Linked DNA regions of Homo sapiens: region 1 is linked to region 2. Evidence: read pairs that join two places in POLR2A ChIA-PET (ENCODE). Cell type or tissue: IMR-90. All regions are shown on one strand. Links, peaks and the distances in the headings refer to the core of each region. The heading gives the core; the rest is flanking DNA.

Region 1 (12,891 bases), core at 2,037-10,036, 55 kb after region 2:
TGTCAGTATTAGAGGAATTGTTAGGATGACTCTATAAAAGTTTGTATTTTGTGGCGCTGCAAAGCTGTTCTTTGTGGGGAAAAATCTGCATCTGTAAAGCATCTCTATTAACATAGCTAGCTCTTTTTCTTTCAGACCCTCCAAATCCTAAACAGATTAACTAAAATCTGATTAGGAAACATTTGTCACCTATTGTATCTAAGGACAGCCACTATAAGACTTCAAAGGAATTTTGGTCTCAACAATCTTTATCTTAATCTGAACATTCTCTTTCTATAGATCCCAGGTCTTTAGACAAACCCAATCAATTGTCAATCAGAAAATACTTAAATTCACCTATATCCTGGAAGCCTCCCCGCCCCCACCGCTTTGAGTTGTTCCACCTTTCTGGACCAAATCAATGTATTTCTTAAATGTATTTGATTGATGTCTCATGCCTCTCTAAAATACATACAACCAAGCTGCTCCCCACTGCCTTGGGCACATGTTCTCAGGACTTCCTGAGGGCTGTGTCATGGGCCATGGTCACTCATATTGGGCTTAGAATAAATCTCTTCAAATATTTTTAAAAAAAAAAGTTTGTATTTTGGTAGTGAAATGGCAATACGTGTGATCCCAAGACTTATGAAAGTATTTGTTAGACTAGTCACATTGCACATCTGTTAGGATCTATTACAATTTATACATTATGGTACTGCTTGATACTTCTCTGTCCTTTATTTAATAATGGTCAGGGTTTTTTTTTGAGGGGAGTGCTTTTGTTTGTTTGAGACAGAGTCTCGCTCTGTCGCCCAGGCTGGAGTGAAGTGGTGCAGTCTTGGCTCACTACAACCTCCACCTCCCAGGTTCAAACGATTCTCGTGCCTCAGCCTCCCAAGTAGCTAGGATTACAGACATGCAACACAACACCCAGCTAATTTTTTGTATTTTTAGTAGAGATGGGTTTTGCTATGTTGGCCACGCTGGTCTCAAACTCCTGGCTGCAAGTGATCCACCTGTCTCAGCCTCCCAAAGTGCTGGCATTACAGGAGTGAGCCACCATGCGCAGCCCTCTAATAAATGGTCAATTTTTTAGATGTTGAAAAAACTTGAATTAATTCTGCTGTAAATGTATATTGCTTTTACACTAAAAAAGAAAAACAACGTGAATAAAAGGAACATGTTACTTTATGTAACTTGGAATATGGAGACAGTTCAGATATCCTCTTTGTAGCTTTTTTGACCATTATTTTTCCTTCATATCACTATATTATTATGCATTTATTCTATGTATTTCTTCATAATACTGGTATAATTTAAACCTGCTAAAAGCTTTAACTAAATTTAACAGAGGAACTGATTAAATGTCCTTGATAGAAACAAGCAGTTTTTCTTATCTGTACCTCAATCTTTTCATGACTTTCAATTATTCTTTCTATTATCAAAGGATAATTCTTATTTTTACCCTTACAGATTATTCAGCTGATTGAAGGCAAAGCCTCTGCTTATGTATTTGCAAGTCCTGGTTGTAAGAAGTGGGATACTTGTGCTCCAGAAGTTATTTTACATGCTGTGGGAGGTTAGTCTGTTTTATTTGAGGAAATTCATAGTTTTTCTACAATTATATCATGCTAAGACATAATATCTCAGTAATATTATTTTACTTAGACTGTTACGATATAAAAGCTAGAAGGCAGCTTAGAGATTATCCAGTCCAAACCCCTCATATGATAGATGGATGAGAGAGCAGATTTTCAGCAAGTTTTACTTTAGTTATCGTCTCTTTTTTTGAACTTTGATCTGCATACAGTTAATTTAATTTAGCCCTTATTTATAGCCTTTTTTTTTTTTTGACACAGGGTCGCTATTGTCTAGGCTGGAATGCAGTGGTGCAATCATGGCTCACTGCACCCTTGAACTCCTGGGCTTGTAGTGAACCGAGGTTGTAGTAACTGAGATTGTGCCATTGCACTCCAGCCTGGGCAAGACTCCATCTCAAAAAAAAAAAAAAAAAAAAAAAAGAAAAGAAAATGCTAAATAAAATTAATATTAATCAGAGAAAAAATAATTTTATATCCTTTAGTTAGTTAAAATTGTTCTGTAGTCTTAAATTTCAAGTGAATTAAAACTTAACCTTTATGGACACTCATTATTTCATCCAGAATTTATTGGCTACTATTGGATAAGGAAGCAAAAGGCACTTAAAAATAACTAGAAAAACCACAATCCAATTAGCCACTAACTTGATTGATTGATTGATGTTTTTCTATAGGCAAGTTAACCGATATCCATGGGAATGTTCTTCAGTACCACAAGGATGTGAAGCATATGAACTCTGCAGGAGTCCTGGCCACACTGAGGAATTATGACTACTATGCAAGCCGAGTTCCAGAATCTATTAAAAATGCACTTGTTCCTTAAAGGAAAGTTTCATTTGGCCGGGCGCGGTGGCTCATGCCTGTAATCCCAGCACTTTGGGAGGCCGAGGCAGGTGGATCACTTGAGCTCAGGAGTTTGAGACCAGCCTGGGCAATATCGTGAGACCCCATCTCTACAAAAATACAAATTAACTGGGCATCCTGTCATGCGCCTGTCATCCCAGCTACTTGAGAGGCTGAAGCAGAAGAATCTCTTGAGCCCGGAAGGCAGAGGTTGCAGTGAGCTGAGATCGTGCCACTGCACTCCAGCCTGAGTGACAGGAGTTAAGCCCTGTCTCAGAAAAAAAAAAAACAAAAACCCAAAAAGTACTTAAAGTTTCATTTACTTAGCTAGGAGAAAGACTTGGTTCTCAAAATAATACATTTTAAGATTAATTGGGTAGAATTAGAGTTCCACCTTTATTCATTGTTGAGCAGTGATTTATATTTAGTTATTATATTTAGGAATAGAAAATAGAATTAAATAATTTAACTTGATTAATCAACCAGACCAATTTTGACGTCTGGAGAACTTATAAACTCAATATGTTATATTTGTTTTCCTGTATTTAGGTGGAGAAATGAGAAAAAGCTTTAGTTCCAATTGACAGTTCAGGTCAATGTTCAATGAACATTCCTATCTTCTAAACCAGATTTCTCTTTTTTTTTCCTGAGACGGAGTCTCGCTCTGTAGCCTAGGCTAGAATGTAGTGGCGTGATCTCGGCTCACTGCAAGCTCCGCCTCCCGGGTTCATGCCATTCTCCTGCCTCAGCCTCCCGAGTAGCTGGGACTGCAGGCACCGCCACCACGCCTGGCTAATTTTTTGTATTTTTAGTAGAGAAGGTGTTTCACCGTGTTAGCCAGGATGGTCTTGATCTCCTGACATCGTGATCTGTCTGCCTCGGACTCCCAAAGTGCTGGGATTACAGGTGTGAGCCACCGCACCTGGCCTAAACCAGATTTCTTTAGGGCACAATTTTTTCTGGAATCTCACTCTTGTTTTTCACAGTAATTTTAAAAACGTTTCTACTCCAATTAAGAATATATATGATGTTATTATATATGCTTATGAAACAGATTTATGAGAAAAGTTTTTTTTAAATAAATTATTTAATCCTAGCTCTTTGTTATTCACCAGCTTTTTAAAAAAGTGTTTGAAAATTATACATTCTCGACTTTGGGGATTAGTTTATTCTTGTGGCATCATTATAAGGCTTAATTGTGGAAAGCTAAGTACTTGCTTCTATTCCTTCCAATGAGAGATTATAACATAAACTATTAAAATTATTCTGCTAATATACCTAGATTTTTATTTTTAGGTCTCTGTCCATTGCTTTTAATTAAAATTATCTGTTTTCAAATCAACAAGTGGTTTAAATTAACAGTTCCCAAACTCAACTGCATATCAGAATCACCTAGGAAGATTCTTTTAAAATGCAGATTCACAGGCCAGGCGCAGTGGCTCATGCCTGTAATCACAGCACTTTGGGAGGCCGAGGCGGGTGGATCGCCTGAGGTCAGGAGTTCGAGACCAGCCTGGCCAACATGGCGAAACCCTGTCTCTCCTAAAAATACGAAAATTAGCCGGGCATGGTGGTGTGTGCCTGTAATCCCAGCTACCAGGGGGCTGAGGCAGGAGGATCACTTGAACCTGGGAGGCAGAGGTTGCAGTGAGCTGAGATCGTGCCACTGCACTCCAGCCTGGGCAACAAAGCGAGACTCTGTCTCAAACAATAAAAATAAAAATTCACAGGGTTTATCCCAACGATTTTGCTTGTGTGTGTGTGTGTGTGTGTGTGTGTGTGTGTGTGTTTATTTACTTATTTATTTATTTATTTTGAGACAGAGTCACTCTCTGTCACCCAGGCCAGAGTGCAGTGGTGCAATCTCGGCTCACTGCAACCTCCACCTCCCGGGCTCAAGCGATTCTCCTGCCTCAGCCTCCTGAGTAGCTGGGACTACAGGCACATGCCACCACCCCTGGCTAATTTTTTGTATTTTTAGTAGAGACGGGGTTTCGCTGTGTTAGCCAGGATGGTCTCGATCTTCTGACCTCATAATCTGCCCACCTTGGCCTCCCAAAGTCCTGGGATTACAAATGTGAGCCACCACGCTCAGCCTGCTTCTGTATATTTTAAGAAATTCAGGGACTGATAATCATTTAACTCTAGGACTCACTAGATAAGGTAATATAGTATTATTTTATAGAAGTGTCATAATCTAGCAGGAAGAGGTCTCTGTGGTCTTGACACCTTTGAGCCCTCCCTCCTGTAAGTCTCTTCTCATTGTCCTGGCTTTCTTTTTTCACCTAGCCACTCCTACTCAGTCTCCTTTATTGCTTTCTCTTTGTCTTCCTTCCCTTAAATGTCACTGTTTACCAAGATTCTGTTCTAGTCTCTCTCCTTTCTTTTTTTTCTTTTTTTGGTAGAGATGGGGTCTTGCTATACAGCCCAGGCTGGTCTTGAACTCCTAGCCTCAAGCAATCCTCCTGCCTCTGTCTCCCAATGTGCTGGGATTATAGGTGTGAGCCACTGCACCTGGACTATGCTTTCTCTCCTTTCTCACCAGAGGATCTAATCCACCTGTGTGACTTTTGTGGCGCTTTTGCTCATTAATCCAAAATCTTTAGCTTAGAACTCTCAAACTCTAGATCTATATACCCCAAAACCTACCTAGATGCCTTACAGAGATGTCTGAATGATTATGTCTAAACAGTTCTTCACTCTTGCCCCGACCCCTCCAGAAATTATTTTACAAACCCATGAGGTGATCTTGATAATTGGCCAAGTTAGAAAATCATCACCTGAATCCACCTGCTTCCCTCTACGAATGGAGTTCTCTATCTGTAAATAGTGGACTAAACCTAATTTTTAAAAAATCTAAGTGTAACAAGAGAATAACTTTATTTTTATTTATTTATATATTTCTTGAGACGGAGTCTCGCTCTGTCGCCAGGCTGGAGTGCAGGGGCGCAATCTTGGCTCACTGCAGCCTCCGCCTCACGGGTTCAAGCGATTCTCCTGCCTCAGCCTCCTGAGTAGCTGGGATTACAGGCATGTGCCACCACGCCCAGGTAATTTTTGTATTTTTAGTAAAGATGGGGTTTCACCATGTTGGCCAGGCTGGTCTCGAACTCCTGACCTCAGGTGATCCGCCTGCCTTGGCCTCCCAAAGTGTTGGGATTATAGGTGTGAGCCACTGCGCCCAGCCCTAAGATAATAACTTTTTTTTTTTTTTTTTTTTTTTTGAGATGGAGTCTCACTCTGTCACCCAGGCTGGAGTGCAATGGCATGATTTCAGCTCACTACAACCTCTGCCTCCCGGGTTCAAGTGGTTCTCCTGCTTCAGCCTCCCGAGTAGCAGGGGCACACCACCACACCTGGCTAATTTTTTGTATCTTTAGTAGAGACAGGGGTTTCACCATGTTGGCCAGGCTGGTCTTGAACTCCTGACCTCAGGTGATCCACCTTCCTCAGCCTCCCAAAGTGCTGGGATTACAGGTGTGAGCCACCACACCCGGCCGAAAATAACTTTGAAGGTATTTTCTTCAGGTTCCTATACGAAAACCCAATTTATGTAAGTGAGATATGTAGGAGTCTAAATCCTCTCTCCATTACTCTTGACTCTACATTAATTACATTAGTTTATACCCTTATACCCCGTTATTTCTTCCCTAGATCCCTGCAGTGTCTTGACTAATCTTTCTGCCTACACTGTAACCCATCTATCTCTCTCTCATCCATTTATCACGTCATCTCCAGAGTGATTTTTTTGTTTTGTTTTGTTTTTGAGACAGGGTCTCGCTCTGTCACCCAGGCTGGAGTGCAGTGGTGTGCTTATAGCTCACTGCAGCCTTGACCTCCTGGGCTTAAGCAATTCTCCTGCCTCAGCCCCCCCAAGTAGCTGAGACTACAGGTTTGCACAGTAACGCCTGGCTAAGCCGGGCGTGGTGTCTCACGCCTGTAATCCCAGCACTTTGGGAGGCTGAGGTGGGTGGATCACTTGAGGTCAGGAGTTCAAGACCAGCCTGACCAATATGGTGAAACCCTGTCTCTCCTAAAAATACAAAAATTAGCCAGGCATGGTGGCACATGCCTGTAATCCCAGCTACTTGGGAGGCTGAGGCAGGAGAATTGCATGAACCCAGGAGATGGAGGTTGCAGTGAGCCAAGATCATGCCACTGCACTCCAACCTGGGTGACAAAGAAAGACTCCATCTCAAAAAAAAAAAAAAAAAAAAAACGCCTGACTCATTTTTGTATATTTTTTGTAGAGATGGGGTTTCACCATGTTGCACAAGCTGGTCTCAAAATCCTGGTCTCAAGGGATTCGCCCACCTCAGCTTCCCAAAACGCTGTGATTTTACAAGCGTGAGTTACCACACCGGGCCCAAAGTGATTTTTTAAAATCAAATGTAATGCCATTCCCCTTACTCAAAATATTTTATGGCTTTCCTTTGCCTTCAGGATAAAATGCAAACTCCTTATAATGATATATGAAGCTCTTAATGGCTTCTTCCTTCTCCAGCATCAACTCTGACCCTAACCTATACTGTAGCCATGCTCAACCATTTAAAGTTCCCCTAAAACACTATCTTTTCTCTTAGCATGGCCTCCATTCATTGAACAAATATTTATTGAGCACCTACTATGTGTTAGGCACTGAACATAGGTACTGAACATTCTTTCTTTTTTTTTTTTTTGAGACAGAGTTTCATTCTTGTTGCCCAGGCTCACTGCAACTTCTGCCTCCCAGGTTCAAGCGATTCTCCTGCCTCAGCCTCCCAAGTAGCTGGGATTACAGGTGCCCGCCACAACGCCTGGCTAATTTTTTGAATTTTTAGTAGAGTTGGGGTTTCACCATGTTGGCCAGGCTGGTCTCGAACTCCTGACCTCAGGTGATCCACCCGCCTCGGCCTCCCAAAGTGCTGGGATTACAGGTGTGATCCACCTTGCCCAGCCAGGTACTGAACATTCAACAGTGGATGTAACAGTGACCATAAGTCTGTTCCTTTGTTGAGCATGTGTTCTTGTGAAACAAGACAGATAATAAGTAAATAAAATTTTAGATTGTGGTAAATGCTATAAATGAAATCAGGAAGATGAGCTAGAAAGCAACTGGGGTAGGGTTGGAGGGTTGAAAGAGGATCTTCTGTACATAAAAATAGGAGTATGTTTTCCGTGGAGATGATGTCTGGTCAGGCACACTAAGAGCTGAGATTTCTAGTGTATATAGCAAGCAAACAACATCTCTGAGAAGACAAAGAAAAAGAACTTAAAGGAAGCCACAGTGGCTGAAGTAAAATGAACAAGGGGCAGAGTGTTATAAAATGAGGTTGGGATAGATCCTGAGGCAGAACTTGGGTATTAAAAATTATAAAAAAGAAATGAGATTGGGGATGCAGGTAGGGGTCAAGTCATCTACATCCTTAAACATTTTTAAAAAATATTTCAAGGATTGAGGGGAAATGGGAAGTGACTGCCAAAGGGTACAAAGTTTCTTTAGGGGATGATAAAATGTTCTAGAAGTAATTGTGGTGATGATTGAACTCTGAATTATACACTTTAAATAGGTGAATTTTATGGTATGTGAATTATATCTCAATGACGCTGTTAGAAAAAATAAAATGAGGCCAGGCATGGTGGCTCACGCCTGTAATCCCAGCACTTTGGGAGGCCAAGGCAGGTGGATCACCTGAGGTCAGGAGTTCAAGACCAGCCTGGCCAACATGGTGAAATCCTGTCTCTACTAAAATACAAAAATTAGCTGGGCGTGGTGCTATGTGCCTTTAATCCCAGCTACTAAGAAGGCTGAGGCAGGAGAATCGCTTGAACCCGGGAGGCGGAGGTTGCAGTGTGCTGGGATTGCGCCACTGCACTCCAGCCTGGGCGACAGAGTGAGACTCCATCTCAAAAAAAAAGAAAAAGAAAAAAGAAAATGGTCGTATGTGTCTAGTGCCTACCACACTGTATAGCATAGCTCTGTATCTTCTTCTCCAGGCTTATCTCATCCATTTTAATAACTACTCACACCTTCAGCAAAACATTTCAACTGAGCCCCAGATTTTATTATATTATTATACAAATATATTACAAATATTATACAAATATATACAAATTATATATTATACAAATTATACAAATATAATACAAATATTATACAAATCTGCAATTTGTAAAGGATATTTTCACCTACATATCTTACAGACATCTCAAAAAATCAGTCTAGAACCAAATAATTTGCCAACTCTGTTTCCTCTCTTGTCTTCCCTCCTTTGATAATGACATAACCATCCACCCATTTATCCAGCTGAAATCTAGGAATAAACCTAGGCAAATTTGCTTCTCGGCCGGGTGCAGTGTAATCCCAGCAATTTGGGAGGCTGAGGATGGCAGATCACTTGAGGCCAAGAGTTTGAGACCAGCTTGGCCAACATGGCGAAACCCCATCTCTACCAAAAATACAGAAAAATTAGCTGGATGTGGTGGCACACGCCTGTACTCCCAGCTACTTGGGAGGCTGAGGGATGAGAAGTGCTTGAACCTGGGAGGTGGAGGTTGCAGCGAGCTGAGATTGTGCCTCTGCACTTCAGCCTGGGTGACAGAGGGAGACTGTATCAAAAAGAAAAAAAATTAAAAAATTGCTTCTTTCACCATCACCTCCCCAAACATCTCGTCTGTCATTACTGATTTTACCTCCTAAATATATCTGAAACTTGTTCTCTATTCTCAGATCTTATTCCACTGCCTTAGTTCAGGCCATCATCTTTTATTTTCTCTCATATGGACTGTTGTAATAACATCTTAACTGGTTTCCCTAATGCCAGTTCTGCGCACTCCAAGTCATCTCCTATATTATTGTCGAAGTCATCCTTGTAAAATATGATCCTAATCACATCTCCTGCTCCTGCCTAAAACTTTTCACCGACTTTCTATCATAAGATAAAATCTTGCTCCTCAGCATGATATATAGAACTCTTCCTAATTTAGTCTGCCTACATTCCAGCCTTTTAGTCCCTTACTTCCAAAAGATTTTATATTCTGGCAATAACGAACTGGTCAGAGTTTTCCAAGTACACACAGCTTCATGACTTCAGGTTTTAGCTCATATTCTTCTTTTACCCCCTTTTTTCCCCCACTCCTTAAATATACTTTTTTTGAGGGGGGGGACAGGGTCTTGCTCTGTTGCCAAGGATTGAATACAATGGCATGATCATAGCTCACTGCAACCTTAAACTCCTCAAGTGGACTCAAGTGACCCTCCTGCCTCAATCTCCCACGTAGCTGGGACTACAGGCATAAACCACCACACCCAACTAATTTTTTTTTTTTCTTTGTGGAGACAGGGCCTTGCTATGTTACCTAGGCTGATCTCAAACTTCTGGCCTCAAGTGATCCTCCCACCTCGGTTTCCCACAGTGCTAGGATTACAGGTGTAATTACAGGCATACAGGATTACAGGTATATTACTGTGCCCAGCCAAATATGCCATCTTTTAGCCAAAGCTTTCCTTTACCATTCTGTCTTTCCTTCCTCACTCAACATGGATAATCATCTTCCATCTTCTGAGCTATCTTTGTACTTTCTGCAAAGTTTATTATTTTTACTCTCATTTCAATTTTTTTTTTTTTTTAGACAGAGTCTCACATCTCACTCTGTCACCCAGGCTGGAGTGTAGTGATGCGATATCGGCTCACTGCAACCTCTGCCTCCTGGGCTCAAGCAATTCTCCTGCCTCAGCCTCCAGAGTAGCTGGGATTACAGGCATGTGCCACCAAGCCCAGCTAATTTTTGTATTTTTTGTAGAGATGGGGTTTCACCATATTAGCCAGGCTGGTCTCAAACTCCTGACCTCAAGTGACCCACCCGCCTCAGCCTTCCAAAGTGCTGGGATTACAGGTGTGAGTTACTGCACCCCGGCCCCAAAATGTTTTTAATATGAACATATTTCTATTGCTACATATATCTCACTGTGTAGCAATTTTTATTTACCTTGTGTTTTTGTTTTGTTTTGTTTTGTTTTTTAGACACAGTCTTGCTCTGTTGCCCAGGCTGGAGTGCAGTGGCGCAATCTCAGCTCACTGCAACCTCCACCTCCTGAGTTCAAGCGATTCTCCTGCCTCAGCCTCCCCAGTAGCTGGAATTACAGGTGTGTGCCACCATGCCCGCCAGGCTAATTTTTCTATTTTTAGTAGAGACAGGATTTCACCATGTTGGCCAGGCTGGTCTCCAACTCCCAACCTCAGGTGATCCACCCACCTCGGCCTCCCAAAGTCTGTAGCCTTCTTGGTCAGGCACGGTGGCTCATGCCTGTAATCCCACTACTTTGAGCAGTTGAGGGAGGAGTATTGCTTGAGTCCAGGAGTTCAAGACCAACCTGGGCAACACAGACCCCATACCTACAGAAAATAAAAAATTAGCTAGGCATGGTGAGCATGCCTGTAGTTCTAGCTACTTGGGGGGCTGAGGTGGGAAGATCGCTTGAGCCCAGGAGATTGAGACTGCAGTGAGCTATAATCGTGCCACTGGACTACAGCCTGCTCTGTCTAAAAAAAAAAAAAAAAAAGTTTGGGCGTGGTGGTTCACACCTGTAATCCCAGCACAGAATCCCAGCACTTTGGGAGGCTGAGGCAGGTAGAACACCTGAGGTTGGGAGTTTGAGACCAGCCTGGGCAACATGGTGAAATCCCGTCTCTACTAAAAATACAAAAATTAGCTGGGCATGGTGGCACACACCTGTAATCCCAGCTACTCAGGAGGCAAAGGCAAGAGAATTGCTTGAACCAGGGAGGCGGAGGTTGCAGTGAGCCCAGATCATGCCAGTGCACTCTAGCCTGGGCAACAAAATGAGACTCTATCTCAAAAAAAAAAAAAAGGCTTCTTGAGGACAGGGACTTCACCTTTCATCTCTGTATCTCCTGTTTATGTACACAATAATAAGGAGTGAAAATCCAATACCCATTCTTGATTTTAAAAAGAATCCAGGGCTGGGCACGGTGGCTCAGGCCTGTAATCCCAGCACTTTGGAGGCCGAGGCGGGCAGACCACCTCAGGTCAGGAGTTCGAGATAAGCCTAGCCAACATGATGAAACCCCATCTCTGCTAAAAATACAAAAATTAGCTGGGCGTGGTGGCAGGTGCCTGTAATCCCAGCTACTTTGGAGGCTGAGGCAGGAGAATCACTTGAACCCAGGTGTCGGAGGCTACAGTGAGCCAATATCATGCCGTTGCACTCTAGCCTGGGCAACGAGAGCGAAACTCTGTCTCAAAAAGAAAAAAAAAAACCCTGTTAACCTAAGAATATATAAGAAACCAGCGGCAAACACTATTCTTTTTTTATTTTTATTTTCAGGGAAAGGGTCTTGTTCTGTCATCCAGGCTATAGTGCGGTGGCGCGATCATAGCTCACTGTACCTTCAAACTCCTGGTCTCAGGTGATCCTCCCATCTGGGCCTGCCAAAGTGCTGACATTACCAGCAAGAGCCATTGCAGCCAACCTAGCAGACACTATTCTTTTTTTTTTTTTTTTGAGACAAAGTTTTGCTCTTATTGCCCAGGCTGGAGTGCAATGGTGCCATCTAGGCTCACTGCAACCTCTGCCTCCTGGGTTCCAGTGATTCTCCTGCCTCAGACTGCCAAGTAGCTGGGACTACAGGCATGCACCACTACTCCAGGCTAATTTTGTATTTTTAGTAAAATGACGCGGTTTCACCATATTCACCAGGCTAGTCTCGAACTCCGGACCTCAGGTGTTCTGCCTACCTCAGCCTCCCAAAGTGTTGGGATTACAGGTATGAGCCATTACACCTGGCTTACAGACACTATTCTTTAACATTTTTTTTTTTGAGACGGACTTTTTGCTCTTGTTGCCCCGGGCTGGAGTACAGTGGCATGATCTCTGCTCACTGCAACCTCCAGCTCCCAGGTTCATGCGATTCTCCTGCCTCAGCCTCCTGAGTAGCTGGGATTACAGGCATGCACCACCACGCCCAGCTAATTTTGTATTTTTAGTAGAGACAGGGTTTCACCATGTTGATCAGGCTGGTCTCGAAGTCCTCTACTTAGGTGATCCACCCACCTCGGCCTCCCAAGTGCTGGGATTACGGGTGCGAGCCACCGTGCCCGGCCACAGACACTATTCTTGATAATGCAACATTAGCGGCATTCCCACTAAAGTCAGGAACAAAGCAAATACTCTCTTATTCGACACTATTATTGCTCCCATTTAACATCATTCTGGAAGTTCTAGCCAATGAAAGAGATAAGATATAGGTCATGTAAATTTTGGATAGGAAGAAAATGATATTTACCTAGAAAATCCAACATAACTAAAAAATGATTGGAACTAGTAAAAGCATCCAACAAGATGGTAACTCTAAGACCTAAGACTTTCTGCTATAAGTCCCACTATCCTGAAAGTAGGCTTCTTTTTTTTTTTTTTTTTTTTTATTGAGATGAAGTTTTGCTCCTGTTACCCAGGCTGGAGTGCAATGGC
Region 2 (9,598 bases), core at 629-8,628:
GGGATTACAGGCGTGAGCCACCGCACCTGGCCATGAATTTTATAGTATGTAAAGTATGCTTTAATAAAGCTTAAGAATGAGGCTGATCTATGTGTAGTGATTTGGAATAAATCATAACACATAAAGTGAAAAAAATCTAGGCACAGAGCAGAAGATAGAGATACTCTCTTTTGTATAAACATATGTATGTGCTGACAGAAGAATTCATTTTTTCTGGAAAGATTCAGAAACAGCTGTAAACAATGACTGCCTCAAAAAAAGGTTCTGGATACCTGGAGTAGGAAAAAGCCTACTTTTCAGTGTACAAGCTTTTCTACTATGAATTGTTCACTATGTCCATCTATTACCTTTCCAACTCAAAAAAAAAAAAAGGGAAAAACTGGGAATATAATCATCAGTGTAATCATGTGCATTTAACTACAATTTCTTAAATTTTAAGTATCTACACAATTACATAATCCCATTTCCACTGAAAAGGAAAGCAGACTCAGAATGTGAGAGTGATTCTCTTCATTCCTTTAGAAAAAATACATTTCAGGCTCCCCTGCTAAACACTGTCCATCTTTGGATCCATGATACCTTAATACAGCCCAATAAATTCTCATAGAAAAAAAGTCAGAGACTTTACTTCTAAGTATCAATATTTAAGAAAATCTAGTTAATATTTTAACTGTATGATAGAATTGTTTTGAACTTATATTTTAGTCCCCCAAAAGACTATTTTAGCATATTTTATTTAACATATATAAACGGTTCTTAATCATCCACATTATTTTTCAATTTTTGAAGAAAAAATATTTCACTTTAAAACACTAAAAAATTTTAGAAAGCATTCTACCTGTTGATCAAGTATTCATCCTTGGTCTTATGATGAAACACAGGAATTGGAACACCCCAAACTCTTTGCCTTGATATACACCAATATGGCCGCCTGTCCATCATTTCAACCATGCCATTCAGTGCTGATCCAGGAATAAATTTCACCTTTTTTAACAATTCCTGCAATTAATTCATAAATCAAGTCTTGTGAGAGAAAGCAGAACAAGTATTCTAGAACAGTCAATTTTCCAAATGCATTTGTTTCTTTTGGATGTTTGTAGCCATTCACATACCTCCCTTACCCTCCCCTCAAAAAAACAACTAAAGAACTAAAAGATTTCAGAGCAAATAAGGCAAAGTAAAAATGGAGCCGCGAAGAACTTAATAAATAATATCGGGAGCAGTGATAATATCAGGAGCATTGTTGCATTTTTTAACAATGTTACAAAAGATTTCATACCAATTTCTAATTTACACCAACCCTAGATCAAAACTGGTAATAAAAGCTTTCATAGAACTATTATACTTCACTAAACTATAGTTAAAATCAATTCAAACTTGATTTCCACCATTTTTTAAAATGCTTAAAAAATAAATTACTATCGTAGACTGCCAAAAAAAGATTGCGATATACCTAATTTTACATAATATAGTTTACAACACAGAAAACACTTTCTCAAAATAAGCCCAAGTATGTGGTTCAAACCTGTAATCCCAGCATTTTGGTAGGCTGAGGTGGGAGGATCACTTGAGCCCAAGAGTTCAAGGTTGCAGTGAGCTATGAGCATGGCAGTGCACTCCAACCTGGGCGACAGAGCAAGAGCCTGTCTCTAAAATAAATCTCTCTCTCTCTCTATATATATATATCTATCGACAAATGGCTAACAGTTACTTCCTCTCAAGAAAGCTCCCTTCCTCCATTCCCAAAATAAGGTTGAAAACTGCTACCATTTGATTTAATTTGTCAACTAGCAAAAGATTAACTGTATAGCAAAAATGTTTACTAATAGTCTCCAAAAAGGTCAAAATGTTAACTTCATTTTAAAAAATCTTTCTATCCATTAATAAAAGCATTTTTACATTTTCAAAGAAGGTTTAAATGGTTTCCTCACTCACCGTAACTACCAGAAGTCCCCTCCCACAAAGCTCTCTGTAGCACCACCTATTGGCAGAATGGCAAAATCTCTACAAATCAATTTGATTAATACCATACTTGGTTTAAAAGTCTAAGAAATGTGAATATTGAATAGATATTTGATTTTGCTAAGGAATAACTATTACTTTTTAAAGGTGGTGATAATGGCATGGGAATTATGCTTTAAAGAGTTTGGCCGAGCATGGTGGCTCACGTCTGTAATCCCAGCACTTTGGGAGGCTGAGGAGGGCGGATCACCCGAGCTCAGGAGTTCAAGACCAGCCTGGCCAACATGGAGAAACTCCGTCTCTACCAAAAATACAAAAAAATTAGCCGGGCATGGTGGTGCATGCCTATAATTCCAGCTAATCAGAAGGCTTAGGCAGGGAATTGCTTGAACCCAGGAGGTGGAGGCTGCTGTGAGCCAAGATCACATCACTGCACTCCAGCCTGGGCAACAAGAGTGAAACTCCATCTCAAGAAAATAAATAAATAAATACAGAGTTTATCTTTGGCTGACACCTGTAATTACAGCACTCTGAGAGGCCGAAGCAGGCAGACTGCTTGAGCTCAGGAGTTCGACACCAACCGGGGCAACTTGACAAAACCCTATCTCTAGAAAAAATACAAAAATTAGCCAGATGTGGTGGCACAGGCCTGTAGTCCCAGTTACTCAGGAGGCTGACGTGGGAGGATAGGTTGAGTCCAGGAGGTGGAGGTTGCAGTGAGCTGAGATCACACCACTGCACTCCAGCCTGGGTGACAGAGCAAGACCCTGTTTCAAAAAAAAAAAAAAAAAAAAAGAGCTTATCTTTCAAATATATGTGCTAAAATATCGCCGGGACAATATATAATATGGAAGAAATAGTGCCTGGAATTTGCTTTAAAATAATCCAATTGTTAAGGGGTAAAAAGTAGGTGGTCGGGCCGGGCGCGGTGGCTCACGCCTGTAATCCCAGCACTTTGGGAGGCCGAGGCGGGTGGATCATGAGGTCAGGAGATCGAGACCATCCTGGCTAACAAGGTGAAACCCCGTCTCTACTAAAAATACAAAAAATTAGCCGGGCGCGGTGGCGGGCGCCTGTAGTCCCAGCTACTCGGGAGGCTGAGGCAGGAGAATGGCGTGAACCCGGGAAGCGGAGCTTGCAGTGAGCCGAGATTGCGCCACTGCAGTCCGCAGTCCGACCTGGGCGACAGAGCGAGACTCCGTCTCAAAAAAAAAAAAAAAAAAAAAGTAGGTGGTCGGAGGGGTGTAGATAAAAACAAAATTAACCAAAAGTTGATTATTGTTGAAACTGAGTGATGGGAATACGACAATACATTATCCTATTCTCACTACTTCTACAAAGAACAATTTTTAACTTTACAAAAAAGTTAAAAAAAAAACTTGGCTTAAATATATTGCGTCAGACTTAGATGTTCTACAACCAAAAATCGGTGCAGAGCTGCAATTTACAAATTTTAACATTGACAAATAAGGAAGAGAGGCTTTAAATGAAGAAAAAACCAAAATGCACTATATATTATAGTTGTCCACATTACACAAGTATAGAAAGTATAAACTGCTATAAAAAGCTTTGGCAAGGACCCCAAATTGCCAGGCCAATAAATGAACCAGCTAAATACAGTAGTATCTTTCAAACTGTAAAGCAAAATATCTATATATTCAACCTGGTTAACACATATATATTTAAGCTCTTTCATTAAATAGAATCAAGTTGTGAGAGATGTTTACACACACACACACACACACACACACATATATATATATATATATATATACCCATATAGAAAGATACATATTAAATGAAAGGGCTCAAATATATATTAAGTATTTAAATACCAATTATAAGTATTTGTTAGCTCCAAAGCAACAACTTTGTATATTTTTCATATTGTTAGTTTTTCTTTTTAATATGCTTCCTTTGTAAGCAGAACAGTAACTTTTTTAATTGATTGTAATTTCAATCTTAAGGAAGCAAAGGGTTTAAAAAAGTTTTACTGACTGCTTATTATGTATCAGACCATATTCTGGAAACTCGAATTTCCTTACTCCATGAGATACGCATTATTACCACTTTATATAGATGAGGAAACAGAGGCAGTGGGAGGTTAAACTAGGTAACACAGTTCTGTCCAAATTCTATGCAACTTTGACTACACTGGGCAAGAAAGTCTATCTACTAACAGTGTGATGTGGACAAATCACTCAACCTCTTTATGCCTCATTTCTCACACATGTATAATGAAAAAATGGAAGTCCAAGGTCCTTCCAGATCTAAAATTCTACAATGTTATGAAACTAAATCATAATAGCAGCAATCCCTATTACTCCTGAAACCCCACCTCAACCTCACATGCAGCCCCTTTATACTGAGGGAATGATATGCCCGACCTGTTAAAACAGGATGCTTTTTATACCTTGGCTGCAGTCTTAATATCCGTGATGTTTATAAACCACTGCTTGCTGGCACGAATAACCACAGGTTTCTTGGTCCTCCAGTCATACGGATAGCTATGCACCAATTTCTCCTCTTTCAACAAATTCTTTGCAGTCTGAAGCATCTTTATAACTTTAAAAAAAAAAACACCAAATTAGACATAATTAAAAAGTACTGTGAAAATCCTAAAAATGCTCTAAACTTCCAGAAAATACTAAATCTGCAGCAACAGGTGGCAATAAGAGTAGTCACCTTGCCAGCCACAGTGGCTCACACCTGTAATCCCAGCACTTTGCGAGGCTGAGGCAGGCAAATCACGAGGTCAGGAGTTCGAGACCAGCCTGACCAACATGGTGAAACCTCGTCTCTACTAAAAATGCAAAAATCAGCCGGGCATGGTGGTGTGTGCCCATAATCCCAGCTACTCAGGAGGCTGAGGCAGGAGAATCGCTTGAACCTGGGAGGCAGAGGTTGCAGTGAGCCGAGATCGTGCCACTGCACTCCAGCCTGGGTGACAGAGCGAGACTCCGTCTCAAAAAATAAAAGAGTAGTCAACTTGGCTGGGCGTGGTTGCTCACGCCTGTAATCCCAACAGTTTGGGAGGCAGAGACGAGAGGATCACTTGAGGTCAGGAATTCAAGACCAGCCTGGCCTGCATGGTGAAACCCCATCTCTATTAAAAATACAAAAAAATTAGCAGGGCACAGTGGTGTGAGCCTGTAATCCCAGCTACTTGGGAGGCTGAGGTGGGAGAATCATTTGAACCTAAGCTAAAGCGGAGGCTGTAGTGAACCGAGATTGTGCCACTGCACTCCAGCCTGGGCAACAAAGCGAGACTCTGTCTCACAAAAAAAAATAAAATAAAAAAGAGTAGTCACCTTCCAGGTATCAAAGGCGTGCTCTGGGATTCTCCTGGCAAAAAAAAGCACGGACTGTAAAATCTTAATCAGACTCCAAATTATGCCACTTCTACCTCTTTTCACGTCAAAGAAAAGATGAACAGATTATATCTAGAATTCTACATTTGAAGTTTAGATCCATAATCTTTCATGCCATGAATCTTAAAATGGTCTCCAGGTAATCTGGAGGAAACCAGGTGTAGTGGGTTGAACTGTGTCCCCAAGAAGATCTAACCCCCAGCACTAGTGAATGTGACCTTACTTGGGAATCAGGCCTCTGCAGATGTAATCAAGTTTAGATGAGGTCACACTGCATTAGGGAGCACTGGTGTTCTTAGAGGAGGATAGAAAGAAGATTATGTTTTTGCCACTGATTCAGCCATGTGAAACTCATCTCATTACCCTTTTCTGGGTTTGAAGCTGCTGTCTCTAAAAGTGCCATCTCATTGTGCTTAATATCAGTTAATGCTAGAGAAATCTTAAATAGCTTATGTACAAAACTTTTTTAAATTTTTGTATTATTTTGAAACTTTGCTTCTTTGGGTGGCACCCTGGCCACCCAGTTTGACTGTGACAGCCCTCTACAGTCTGTGAGCTGGCAGATTTTTTTTTTTTTTTTGAGATGGACTCTCGCTCTGTTGCCCAGGATGGAGTGCAGTGGTGCAGTCTCAGCTCACTGCAACCTCTGCCTCCCAGGTTCAAGTGATTCTCCTGCCTCACCCTCCAGAGTAGCTGGGATTACAGGCACCTACCACCACACCTGGCTAATTTTTTGTATTTTTAGTAGACACAGGGTTTCACCATGTTGGCCAGGCAGGTCTCGAACTCCTGACCTCGTGATATGTCCGCTTCAGCCTCCCAAAGCGCTGGGATTACAGGGGTGAGCCACCGTGCCTGGCCGGGCTGGCAGTTTGCTGATCTTTTAAAGTTTCTTTCCCTACCCAATCCCCACTTTCCGATAAGGTTTCTGTAAAGTCTGTCAGGTGTACATCCTGCAGCATACTGGCTTAAAACGTACTGTCCTTTGATATAGTCTCTTTGGGGCCGATTGGGAGAAACAGAAATCAATAGTCCACCTGCTTTGATACTGAATATTGACAAGTGTCTTTTTGAAATAAAGAACCAGTCCCTCCAATAAAAAAAAAAAAAAAAAAAAAAAAAAGAGGATTCACAGAGAGACATTTAAGACCTAAAGAAGGTGGCTGGGTACGGTGGCTCACACCTATAATCCCAACACTTTGGGAGGCCTAGGCAGGTGGATCACTTGGGGCTGGGAGTTTGAGACCAGCCTGGCCAACATGGTGAAACCCTGTCTCTATTAAAAATAAAAAATAGGCCGGGTGCGGTGGCTCATGCCTGTAAACCCAGCATTTTGGGAGGCCAAGGCAGGTGGATCACGAGGTCAGGAGATCGAGACCGTCCTGGCTAATATGGTGAAACCCCATCTCTACTAAAAATACAAAAAATTAGCTGGGCATGGTGGCAGGCGCCTGTAGTCCCAGCTACTCGAGAGACTGAGGCAGGAGAACCCATGAACCCAGGAGGCAGAGCTTGCAGTGAGCCAAGATCGTGCCACTGTACTCCAGCCTGGGCAACAGAGCGAGACTCCGTCTTAAAAAAAAAATAAAAATAAAATAAAAAATAAAAAAATTATGGCCTGACACAGTGAGGGCTCACGCCTGTAATTCCAGCACTTTGGGAGGCTAAGGTGGGCAGATCACCTGAGGTCAGGAGTTCAAGACCAGCCTGGCCAACATGGTGAAACCCCATCTCTACTAAAAATACAAAAATTAGCCAGGAGTAGTGGTGTGTATCCTGTAATCCCAGCTACTTGGGAGGCTGAGGCAAGAGAATTGCTTGAACCCAGGAGGCAGAGGTTGCAGTGAGCTGAGATCACACCACTGCACTCCAGCCTGGGCAACAGAGTGAGACTGTGTCTCAAAAAAAAAAAAATTAGCTGGGTGTGGTGGTGTATGCCTGTAATCCCATCTGCTCAGGAGGCTAAGGCACAAGAATCACTTGAACCCAGGACACAGAGGTGGCAGTGAGCTGAAAGCATGCCACTGCACATCAACCTGAGTGAGAAAGTGAGATTGTCTCGAAAAAACAAGTAAGATCTAAAGAAGGCCATGTGACAAGACAGGCAGAGAGTGGAGTAACGCAGTTATAAACCAAGGAATGCCAAGGATTTCCAGGAGCCACCAAAAGCTAGAAAGAGGCAAGTAAGGATTCTCCCATAAAACCTTCAGGAAAACATGGTCCTGCCAGTACGATGAATTTAGACTTCTAGCTTCCAGCACTTGAGAGAATAAATTTCTGTTGTTTCAAACTACCAAGTTTACGGTGATTTTTTACAGTAGCCCTAGAAAAGTAATATATCAGGTCTAAATAGCCTTAGTCTTAGTGTGGGCAAAGAAAGGTTTTCATAGCACTTGGTCTCTGAATCTGTAAAGGAAGACAGAAAGACAATTCAAGGCTGGAGGATTCCCAAGATTCTAATACATAAATCATGCCATATAGGTCAGTTATTTACAAGGGTTAAAAAGTGAGTAGGGAATGTGTAATTTACAGTCAACATCCAGCCCTGATCTTGATTGTATCCTTCCACAAAAGTAATACTGCTGATTATTATCTCCATAGCCCTAAAATAACTTCACTCCCTGTTGACTGCCCTGACTTGCTTAAATAAAGCAGCTTCAAAGCAAAAGATGAAAAAGTCCCAAACTCCATTTTAAAACATATGGCAAAACAAGACATAATTTATTTTTTTGTTTCTGTTAAAGTATAAGGAGGGAAAATAGGTAGCAAAGGTTACTGCTACCTACTTTTCAGAAAACATGTATGATATCAACAGATATGATGCTCACCCACATCAGTTCCCTCTTCAAGGACAGCCTTGTTTTGAAGTTCAGGACCTGCAACATCTGTGAAAACTCCATCTTCGTCCACTAGACAATCCTATAAAGTATCATTTTGAACAATTAAAATATCAAGACATTTTCTCTTATGACAATATCTGGCAAAACAATATATATAAAAACATCTCAGTATAGCCTGGTCTTTTTCTACATTGAAATTCTAGGTACTTGGCCGGGCGCGGCACTCAGGCCTATAATCCCAGCACTTTGGGAGGTCGAGGTGGGCAGATCACTTGAGGTCAGGAATTTGAGACTAGCCTGGCCAACATGGTGAAACCCACTTCCACTAAAAATACAAAAATTAGCCAGGCATGGTGGTGTGCACCTGTAGTCCCAGCTACTCGGGAGGCTGAGGCAGGAGAATCGCTTGAACCCTGGAGGTAGAGGTTGCAGTGAGCCGAGATCATACCACACCACTGCACTCCAGCCTGGGCGACAGAGCAAGACTCCCTCTCAAAAAAAAAAAAAAAGAAAAGAAAAGAAAAGGAAATAGGAATTTGTGAATTTTATACATTTAAATCACCAAAGCCAAAATGTGTTATTGAAGCATATCCATAAACTTTAATAACAAAAGTAACAAAATATATTAAAACATCTTTGAGTGGTCTCTATTGTTTCCAAATCTATGCCTATATACACAGTTGTTCCCTTTCTGACTCACCTTTTAACTAAACGGAAATACTTGCTAAGTAACTGAAGTATGTAAAGTAAATGTAGAAAGGACTGTTTAGCTAAAACAAACAGGCTTTTTCAGGGAATAAAAGTAATTTGTCTATGTGACTTGATACTAGAAAAAAAGTATTTTAAAAGTGCCCCATGATATATATTCTTCAATTCTAAAGTGCTAATTTTCTATTAATTCTGGGAAATCTTTTTCAATTAGTACGAATTAATGAAACTTTAGAGTACTACACAAACCTGAGCATTTCACAATTATGATGACAAAAGTCATCATTTTTAAAAAATGAAGATGTTGGTTAGAATTTATCATTTCCTTTTATTAAGATGAATAATTAAAAATGATAAAAGAGGAACAGTACCATGGGCAGGTTGTGCTGAGACGCTACACCGTAGTCTTCCATACCATGAGCTGGGGCTGTGTGAACCAATCCCGTTCCTTTTGCCATGGTCACATGATTTGCAGGTAAAAGAGGAGAGGCTTTATCAGGAATTAATGGATGACTGCAAGTACCATTTTCCAAATCTACACCTGTGGGGAAAGAAAACCACTATTAAGAATCATTTTATATGGCAAATCTATCTCCTTAAGCTTAGCAATAGAGTATCAGGTTAAATGTGCAGAATCTAGAACAATACTGGCTAGGCTTAAATTCCAGCTTCCCCTTTAACTTGTTCTGTGACCTTCTATAATCTATAAAATGCAGA

Evidence for each region. ChIA-PET counts read pairs that join two places held together with the same protein. Peaks named below come from ENCODE experiments on the same cell type or tissue, not always from the same donor. Only the 100,000 strongest peaks of a DNase experiment are listed, where the experiment ranks them.
Region 1: POLR2A ChIA-PET joins it to region 2 with 19 read pairs; 4 of 35 experiments call an interaction of 5 or more read pairs at or near these places.

The regions. Positions count from the first base shown.
Region 1 is chr1:220,048,353-220,061,243 of GRCh38, reverse strand. BPNT1 (3'(2'), 5'-bisphosphate nucleotidase 1) reads left to right here. Exons shown (of 9, transcript NM_006085.6): 8 at 1,453-1,558; 9 at 2,252-3,762. The coding sequence ends at 2,400. Among named protein-coding and RNA genes, the nearest start is that of EPRS1, 8.3 kb to the right of the region's middle. RefSeq lists an enhancer at 1,283-1,452. In IMR-90, for the core only: no CTCF peak of the experiment used is centred there; no DNase peak of the experiment used is centred there.
Region 2 is chr1:220,105,715-220,115,312 of GRCh38, reverse strand. IARS2 (isoleucyl-tRNA synthetase 2, mitochondrial) reads right to left here. Exons shown (of 23, transcript NM_018060.4): 9 at 9,253-9,422; 10 at 8,162-8,252; 11 at 4,376-4,527; 12 at 839-999. It overlaps LOC105373475 (a long non-coding RNA gene), which reads left to right and starts at 2,721. Exons shown (of 2, transcript XR_922613.3): 1 at 2,721-2,872; 2 at 3,193-3,736. RefSeq lists an enhancer at 471-640. In IMR-90, for the core only: a CTCF peak has its summit at 1,988 (motif pointing left); no DNase peak of the experiment used is centred there.